Linked DNA regions of Mus musculus: region 2 is linked to region 1. A link is a contact called in ENCODE Hi-C or POLR2A ChIA-PET data. All regions are on one chromosome and are shown on one strand. The core of a region is the stretch at or near the end of the contact, and the rest is flanking DNA. Distances in the headings are between cores, read along the strand shown.

Region 1 (4,807 bases), core at 1,281-3,780:
TGTACACTCAGTAGGCCCTGCGGGTGTCTGACCACCCGGGTTTGGGGTTAAGAGCTCAGTCAGGTACCTTGTCTGGCTTCGCTTTTCCTCGGGGAATACTCTGGGATCTCTCAAATTCTGTTCCTAGATGGTTGGGAGTTGATTGATTTCTGAATAACGAGGAGCCTAGGTCAGCCCATGGGACAGCTCAGATGCTACATCCTGGATCCTTTTATCACACACACCAAAGAAAGCACAGATTGTGTGGCTCCTGGGAGAGCCTGTCGGATTTCATTCCTGCCTCCATGGCTGGCTGGCAAGAGACTCAGACACTCTTGAGCATCCCCTCCCCCACAGGTCAGAGCGGACCCAACTGAAGCACAGACCAGACAGTCTTGGCAGGAGGGGTCTGAGGGTCTGTGCACAGGGCTACTGCTCCTTCCTTCGAAAAAAAGGAAAGGAAAGCCATGCCTTGGGAAGCCCTGACCCTTAAGCCACCCTGTTAATGGATACGCACCATTTCAGGACACTGGGTCAGACACTTTGGAGACAGAGAACTGACCAAAAAAAAAAAAAAAAAAAAGGATGTTTTCCTGGAGGAGCCCACAGTGTGGTGGGCAGCCTGTTAGGTCATTCTAAGCCACTACAGGAAGGAAAATAGCCAAGGACAGCTTAGACCATGGGCCAACAGCCAGTGGCCAGGGAGGAGGAGACTGGTCCACGGGGAGGACAGGGCCATACCACCGTCTCACCATAACACCAGGGCAATTAGGAAGGAGACTGCAGGCAGCCTGGGAGAAGTGCCCTTGGACCTCCCTCTTCAGCTTAAGCATGATGAGCCGGCATGGTCAGCCATGCTCTATGGCAAGAACCATGGGGGAAATGATTCACACATCTGGGGCTCTTGTTCTGACCCCAACACACCTCTTATCCAGCAAGCCTACCAGGACAGCAATCTTTTGGCGGAAAAAGCCCAATTCTGAAACCTGAGGATTCAGACATTAACTGCTCTCTAATCAGATAAAGATCTCTACTGAGGAGAGATGAGCAAGCCCTGGAGGAATGAGTTCTCAGACATGAGGAAGGCAACAGAGCTGGGGTAGCTCCTACCTCCCATTCAGGGAGACTAAGGATGGCTTTCAGCTGTTTATCATCCAGGACAGGATAAAACTGGAATTAAGAAGGAAGGTAGATGTCCTGAGAGACAAACTATTGGGAGTCTTCCTCCAGGGCCTGCAGATCCAGTCTCTCTCAGAATGGACTGAGAAAGAGGAAAGCCTAGAGAGAGGAGATAATGAATGAACCCCATCACTCGGCCTTAACTGGGCAACAGGTCCTGACCACCGAGTGTCCTCATACTTGGGGGAACACTGGAAGGAGTGCGCCTGTACCCCAGGGGTGAATTTCTTCAGGAAGAGCTGGACATTGCCCATCTTGGCATCCGGAGTACAACAGTCCCCCCCCCCCCCTAATCCCACTGGGAAAGGCAAAGGCCAGCGCTCGCTGTGTTCACGGAAGAATCTTAGTTTTCAGCCCCTTTCTGGGCTTCAGACCTGCAAAGATGCCTGGACTCCAGGACCGGGTGGGAGGTGGGAGGAAGGAGAAGGGGAAGAGGAGGGGGAGAGAAAAGCTTTGTGGAGGGAAGAGTCAAGAGATCAAAGGGCAGAGGAGCTGCTGCTCCGGAGAGGGCACAAAGGCCATAAACCGGCAAAGGGAAGGGAGGGGTGCTTCTCCATGCCCGTTAGAAAAAAGGTTCCAGGATCAGGGTTGGACGGGTTGCAAAGCTGAGGACAGAGCCATTGAGGGAGGTCGTCCCTAGTCCTCGGGCCCTAACAGGAAACAGGGCAGAGTTTGGGGACTCAGATTAGTCGGTGGAGAAGCTAACAAAGGGGTTAAAATTTGAGCCCCCGTGTCAGGGACTAAGCTTATGTCAACTAGAAATACTGACTGCGAAAGGCTGAGTCCCAGCCAAGCCACCTTTGTCCCTCCCTAAATCTCCAGACCTCAGACCACCACCCCTCCTGGACACCCACGCCCGGCGCAGCACTCACCCTGTCGCTGCTGGCAGGGGGTCCGGAGTCCGGAGGGGGTGCTGGGGGGCCGGGGGTCTCGACCCGAATGAGGCGGTGCGGGGGTGAGCCGTGGCGCGGGGGCGGAGTGGGGCCAGGGACCGCAGGGGTGGAAAGGGCGGCGGACGCGGACGGGCCCCCGGAGTAGGGGTCCTCGAAGTCGCGGTCTCGCTGCAGCCGGTAGGCGGCCAGGATGTCCGGGGGCGGCGCAGGGGGCGCGGCCGGGCAGGGAGCTGGGGGGCGGTAGTCGGGCTCTGGGGGGGCGGGTTTGGCGCCCCCTCCACCGCCGCCCCCGCGAAAGCCCAGGTGCTCCCGCAGCCACTTTGCGACTCCACCGCTGCCGCCCCCTCCCGGGCCGGTCCCCGCACCCCCAGCCCCGCGGCGGGATCCCCCAGGGCCGCCCCCCGCGCTGCCCTGCGCCCTCGGCCCCGGGCCGGAGCCCGTAGGAGGAGCTCCGCTCAGTAGCATGGGGCCCTCCCAACTGAGCGAGCAGACCGCGGGCGGCGGGGGCGGGGCGAGAGGGGGCGGAGCTGCGCCGGCGGGAGGGGCGGGGCTCGTCGTCAGTGACACGAGGGGAGGAGCCCGCTGCCTAACGGGGACCCGAGGACTCTGAGAGGAGTAGATGGGATGCGGGAAGCAACTGCGCCGAGGGTGAGTCCTCCACATGTCGTTACCCGTGCTCCTGTGGGGCGCTCTCTAGTCCCATCTGCTCTTTGCACCTCCCAGTTTGTGTCAGACGCGGGAAGATGAGTCCCCAGGCACATCCTGCTCATCCTGATTCCTTTCCCCCAAACCCAAAGACCCAAACATTTTCGAAGACGCTGCTCTTCAGATGCGCCTATTACTGCCCTCACCTTGGGAGTACCGCCTACCTCTTCCTATCCCTTAACTCACACCCAAACCTAGGTTGCCTTTCTATCCAGGCAAACTTCTCACGTGGCATGCAATCAGTTCTCCAGAGACACCCATTGCTCCGATGTTTCCACACCCAACCGCCAGCTTCAAATGCTTACAACCCTCGCACAAACAATCCCCATCCACGCTTACACCGGCCCCCAGCAGGCCCACGCAGCCCTCACAGCTGCCCTGCTTTCTTGTGGAAATCCCTCAAGCTCCACCCTGGGTTTGTCAATCTGTCTGTGACAGAATAGAAACAGACAGATCAATAAATCAAGCGAGAAACAGGTCTAATGTTGTCAATCACCAGCCCCTTACCTTCTCAGGGCTCCGATGATGATGCCTAAGAGCCTGGAATTTTGTCTTAGAAAGGAAGCAGGTTCACCAGAAGTATTGTAGCCCTGAAGGCCAGCATCTCTCCCTCTCCCTCCTCCCCCTTCCTCCCCCTCCCTCCTCCCCTCCCTCTCCCCTCCTTCTCCCCTCACTTCATGGGGTATAATAGAGAAACTAAGAGGTTTACATTCCAGAATATACAGTTTAAAATACTAACTACTGATGCAACGGTGAGCATAGAGATGACAGGTTCCTGAGGATATTGTAGCTAACCCACAGGAGAAGGTCTCCTCACTCACCCAATGGGAGGGGATGGGAAAGGCAATGGACTGCCAACTCCTGGGCCAAGACCACGCCCTTGTCCTATCTTAGAAAGGGTGATAGGGGTTGTTGTCATGCAAATTAAGGGTGATGAGCGATCTGAGCACAGCCCTTGCTCTGTAGTCACCTTGCAGTCAGGCCTCCGCTCAGACTCATGGCAATCCTGTTGCTCAAGCTTTCCCAAGGCAAGTTCTGAGGTTGCAGGTGTGCGCCACCACACTACTGGTATTTGCTTAAAAAATATAAAGTGATTCTGGTGGTGGTGATGGTGGTGGTGGTGGTGGTTTGAATGAGAATGGTCCCCATACGTTTGTTAAGGATTGAGAGGTGTAGCCTGGTTGGAGGAAGTGTGGCTTTGTTGGAGTCACCGAGGGTGGTCTTTGAGGTTTCAAAAGCCCATTACAGGCCTAGTCTCCACCCACCTCCTCTCTACTTGATGCTTGTGGATCGTGATGTAAAGCTCTGAGCTACTTATTTTTCCAGCAACATGCCTGCCTGCCCGCCCGCCTGCCACCCTGCTCTCTGCCATGAAGGTAATGGACTAACCCTCTGAAACTATAAGCAAGTCCGACATTGAATTCTTTCCTTCTATAAGTTGCCTTGGTCTTGATGTCTCCTTATAGCAATAAAGCAGTGACTGACACATGATATACACCCATAATCCTAGTAATTGGGAAGTTGAAGCCACAGGATCAGGAGTTCAAGGACAATGTCTTGTTGAGTTTGAGGCCAGCCTGGGCTGCCTGAATTTTTGTCTCACAAAACAAAAACAAACCTGCAATTGCTGAGCCTGGTGGTACACCACTTCAATCCTAGCATTTTGAAGGCAGAGGCAGGAGACAAAACACTAAATGCAGTGGATATGCCTATAATCTAGCTCTCAGAGGCTATAGCAGGAGTCCCTTAATGAATTCCAATTCATCTTGGGAGTGTCTCTCAGAAACCAAAAAAGTGGGAGCTGAAGAGATGACTTAAGAGCACTTAAATGCTCTTCCAGAGGACTGACTTTGGTCCTAGCACCCACGGCAGGCAAGTCCAGCTCCAGGAGCTCCTATACCTTCTAGCTTCTGTGGAATCTTGTGTATATGTGCATGCACACGTATGCACACACACACGCACACACACACAGAGGCAAAAATACCTGCACACATAAAAATAAATAGTTTTAAAAGTTATTTTAATATAGGCTTAAAGATAAATGCTGAGAG
Region 2 (4,630 bases), core at 148-2,647, 410 kb before region 1:
CCTTCATGAAGATCACACCTAGGACAGACATTAGGAGACCTGTCCTAGGCAACCCCCAGTTACTACTCAAACTTCCCTCAGTGGAAAGACCCAGTTTGCCCACCAGCAAATAGGAATGAGTGCTGGGATCAATTTCCTTCAACTCAAGACCAAAGACCAATTCTAGGCGTGCAGAAGTTCTCCTGAGGATCTCAGGGAATTGCTCCTTATACTTCTTGTTAACTACTGCCAGCATTTCACTTCTTGTAACTGCTTCTTTCATCTTAAATTTATCTAGCAGGAATTCTATCAGCACACTAGCCTTCCTCATGATAGGATCTTTCAGTGTGTGCTGAATGGAAGTCCCTGCCTGGGTGCCATCTGAACTTTTTGTATCAGGCAGGACAGTAGCATTTCTACCACCTATACCAGAGCCTGTGCAGGATACACCTGCACCAAAAGATCCAGGGTTTTTCACACCCTGAGGAGCAGAACCACCAGGGAAGCTGGACCCAGCACTCAGGTCAACAGGAGAAGACCCTGCTTCCTCTGCAGTGGGCTGAACTACTTGAACCTCCCTGCGTGACTGCTGTCGTTTAGCACGGGAGCGGCTCTTACTCTTTTGACCCCTAGGCATGTTGACTGTGCTCAGGACTGAAGTAGAAGAGCTGACAGGCAGGAATCAGGACTTCCGAACTCGTGGATCAAGCTCTTTTCTGCAAACCCTAGGATTGTTCTCTTCAGACTGGCGTCCAAGCCTCTCCTGTCTCAATCAGCATTTCTTATAGAATAATGAGATCAGCTTGGAATTTCAGTCAAAAGTGCTATCTAGACCAGTGTTTCTCAACTTGTGGGTTGCAACCCTTAAGAGGTCAAACCACAGGTTGAATAAGATCATGGGAAAACATATTTGCATTCCGATTCATGACACTAGCAAAATTACAGCCATGAAGTAACAACAAAGATAATTTTATGGTTGGTGGGGTCATCATACATGAGGAACTCTATTAAAAGCGTTTCAGCATCAAGAAGATTAAGAATCATCCAGATTCTAGATGGAGCCCACAGTCGTGTGTGAAAACCCATTTGAAAGACTCGAGTTTTAAGCGTACAGGATCACTGCCCACATCGCGAGGAAGGGAAGGGTTAAGAGTCTCCTTCATAGGTCCAAGGGCAACAGGGGCTCCCGCTAGCAAAGTGACCTAGGAAGAGAACCTCGGGGACACTCCGCGAACCTCCGAAAGCACCGGGACCAGGCTGGGTCTGGCCATCGGGAGCGCAAGGCACTGGCTCCCGCTCCAGCGCGCCAAGCCGTTAGCACCGCCCCTTCCCGCCGGCTCCACCCACCGCCGCCTAGTCGCTAACCCTGGCCGCTGGGTGCGCGGCGCGTTCTTAAACCCCGCCTCCCAGGCCAGGGCGCGCTCTCCTTGTCGCCCGGCTCTAGGCGGTTCCGTTAGCGGCGGGAGGGAAAACCGCCCCCGGCGTCCCCGCCTCCGCTGCTAACGCTTTCCTCCCTACTCCCCCTGCGACCACCCCGCAGCCCGCTACGGAGGCCCCCGAAGTACAAACGTCCCCCACGCTCCGAGCCCCATCGGAGGCTGAGTCCAGTCTAACTCCTCGGGCCCTAAGCTCATTTTTTTTTCATTGTTTTTTGTTGTTGTTGTTTCTTGTTTTTCTTTTGGTCAGGAATTCGCTCTGGTGAGTTCCCTAAGGCGGCAGAAACTTCAGCCTCTTCACGGTAGTAAAAGTTGGTTTCCCCTCCCCCGCTGCCGCCCAGGCCTCCCGCATTCCTTCCCTCCCGCCTCTCCGGATCGGGGCGGGCGGGGGAGGAGGGAGCCAGAGCGCCTGCGCAGGGAGGCCGCTTTCCATCCGGGTCCCTGTCCGTGCGGTGCAGCAGGTCGGTAGGCGGGAAATGGCGACTGGCTGAAGGAGCTGGTTCTGTTGCTGCTGAGGGATAAGCGGGAAAGACACCACCTATTGCGCAGTCGGGACCATCGCCGGAGCCCGAAGACACTTTTCTGTCGTCACAGTGAAGGTAATTCCCTTGGTCCAGACGCTGCCGTTGCTCCGAAGCTCAGTCCTCTCTCAGGGCCGTCTGCCGGGATCTCCTCCCCTTCTCTAGCCGAGCCCTCAGCGGTTCCAGCAACGTCCGTAGGCATGCACTGTTGGCGCCTTGTACGTCCACTGTCGTGGAAGCTGCTCTGGCTTGGACTTTCCCCAGGGAACGGCCAGGGAGCTCACTTCCCGCCAGCTTCAGCTCTTAGGCTGCGGCCTGTGTTGTGATTTCTGGGGTTAGATTTCACTTTGCTACCCACCCCCAACCCCATCTCACGTTCCCAGTCTCTGACCCCGTGGACCCGATAGCTAATTAAGTTAGATTGCCTTTTCGAACCTTCTTGTGGGCCCACGTAATGTTTTTGGTATTTCATTCTTGTAGGGTGCATTAGGGGGGCGTTGCTCTCTCTACTTGAGCTCTTACAGACATCCTTTGAGAATCTGGAAAGAGGTTCTTGGAGCTTCTGTCGTTTTCTGTACTGCTAAAATGTTGAGTTGACATTACTACTTTTTAAAGTCAAGTGTGGTAGTAAAAACCAGCGTGTGTAGGAGGCCTCTGATTTCCGTAGTGGTTAGTTAAGGGTGAATCTTAATTCTATTTAGCATGTTGTTTACGTTGGGTAAGTCCGTATGAGTTTACCTTTGCGTTCTTGACCAGGATTCTGTGATAAATAATTGCATAAATAAATAGTGTTTATTTACTTCTCGCCCTAGTGGTAGCTGGATGTGTGAATGACGTTAGGCACTCTCAGAGTACCTCGGAGAAACCTACTGAGATACTGCCAGGAAACTACCCTAAGCTCCTGACATGAGTATTCTTAGATGCTACTCCAAGGCAAGGCAGGGAGTGTTATCTTTCTCATGCTACTAAGACAATACCAAGATTACGGTTACATCCATATACAAATTAGTGCCTTGAAATGATAGGCTTATCTACATGTTTTAGATTGTAGATTGCCTGTTACTTTGATTCATGAAATGCCAAGCTACACATTTGTGTTTGTGGTCCAGCAATTATCTCTATAAAAGCAGTGACATGGCATGTGGAAGCTAGTTTTTACTGGCTTTTGTTTTGATTTTTCTTTTTTTAATAGAGTTTCTCAATTTTTTTTCAATGGTTTGGTCATGTCGAGTTTGGGGCATTATAGGTGTTTTCTCCCCTGGAATAAAACGGAAGATTAAAACATGGCTTATATTACATATTAGTTAATGTTTCTCACTCAGTAGCCTTCTGCTTCATAGGTGCAGCCTAAAGTACTTCACTTGCTGTTCACATGTTAGGATTAAATTTCAGTAATAAGCAGGCACATGCAAACATTATAGTTTTTATTTGAAAGACTTAGCCCAAGGTCATAAAGAAAGTCAAGGTAAACATAGCTCTTATATGAAGTAGATTTAGGAGTGACCTGGGCCTCACTGCTCTTTCCTCACTGCTGCTTGATTTCGGGGTTTGGGGAGTGAAAGTTTAGACAGCCTGAGTCCTTGTTGAGTCATTTCATTTTAAAATGGGACCAATTATGTTACTCAGAAGAATTGGGATAAATTATGTCTGGTGCAGGCTTTCTCTGTGTTTTAACAATGTTTTAGGGGTAGGTTTTTTGATAAAATTTAGTTTATAGGTAGCAGAATCAGTATTGTACTACATTCAACTAGACCCTATATTCTTTTTTTGTTTAATTTTTGTTTTGTGAGACATGATTTTGTGTGTGTGTGTGTGTCACAGCTCTGTACTGGAACTCACTTTGTAGATCAAGGTGGCCTTGAACTCACAGAAATCCAACCTGCCTCTATCTCCAGAGGCCTGGGATTAAAGGCAAGCGCCACCACAGCCAGGCCAGTCCCTATATTCCTAATAGTCTCCTATGCATGATTTGAAAGGATGTGAAAACTGCCAAGTGCTATCTAGTCTTTTTCTCATGTGTGCTATAGTTGTATTGCAATAATAGGATTGTGTAGGAATACTAAATAGGATAGGTATATTTTAGAACATTCAGTTGTGCATAGTGCTGGTGCCTTACAGACATTTCATTTGAACTAGTGGTGCTATTTTTCCCCTGCTGTTAGAAAATTGATGATTGGGGGCTGGTGAGATGGCTCAGTGGGTAAGAGCACCCGACTGCTCTTCCGAAGGTCCAGAGTTCAAATCCCAGCAACCACATGGTGGCTCACAACCATCCGTAACAAGATCTGACTCCCTCTTCTGGTGTGTCTGAAGATAGCTACAGTGTACTTACTTTAATAATAAATAAAATCTTTAAAAAAAAAAAAGAAAATTGATGATTGATAAAGTTTTATCTTTTCCAGATTAATCTAGCCTATTCCAAGGTTGTATTTGATCAGATGGTTTCTTTGTAGGATGATTTGAGCAAAATCTGTCTGGATATGTAGTGCAGTGGTAAAGTGCTTGCCTGGCATTCAGGAAACCCTGGGTTGCTAAATCCCCATCGCCAGATGAGCTGGTTCTGGTGGTTCCTGCTGTAACTTACCTCAGGGAGGTGGAAGCAGAGAATCAGAAGTTCATCCACATCCCAGCTATAGTACACATTCGAGGCCAGCTTGGGCTACAGGAGGCCCTGCCTCTACAAGAAACTTGAAC

The links. Hi-C counts contacts between places; a loop is a spot of excess contacts on that map. ChIA-PET counts read pairs that join two places held with the same protein, here RNA polymerase II (POLR2A).
Region 2: a map of heart shows a loop between it and region 1 (2.6-fold over the local background). The contact joins the promoter of Ctdspl2 here to the promoter of Shf in region 1. A Hi-C loop is called at or near these places in 1 of 37 maps with a recorded cell type or tissue (heart). POLR2A ChIA-PET finds 5 or more read pairs at or near these places in 1 of 5 experiments (embryonic stem cell).

What each region holds. Positions count from the first base shown.
Region 1 is chr2:122,366,617-122,371,423 of GRCm38, forward strand. It overlaps Shf (Src homology 2 domain containing F), which reads right to left and starts at 2,531. Exons shown (of 7, transcript NM_001374011.1): 1 at 2,031-2,531. The coding sequence starts at 2,516.
Region 2 is chr2:121,954,604-121,959,233 of GRCm38, forward strand. It overlaps Ctdspl2 (CTD (carboxy-terminal domain, RNA polymerase II, polypeptide A) small phosphatase like 2), which reads left to right and starts at 1,398. Exons shown (of 13, transcript NM_212450.4): 1 at 1,398-2,014. Mageb3 (melanoma antigen, family B, 3) reads right to left here and starts at 1,489. Exons shown (of 1, transcript NM_008545.2): 1 at 1-1,489. The coding sequence starts at 616.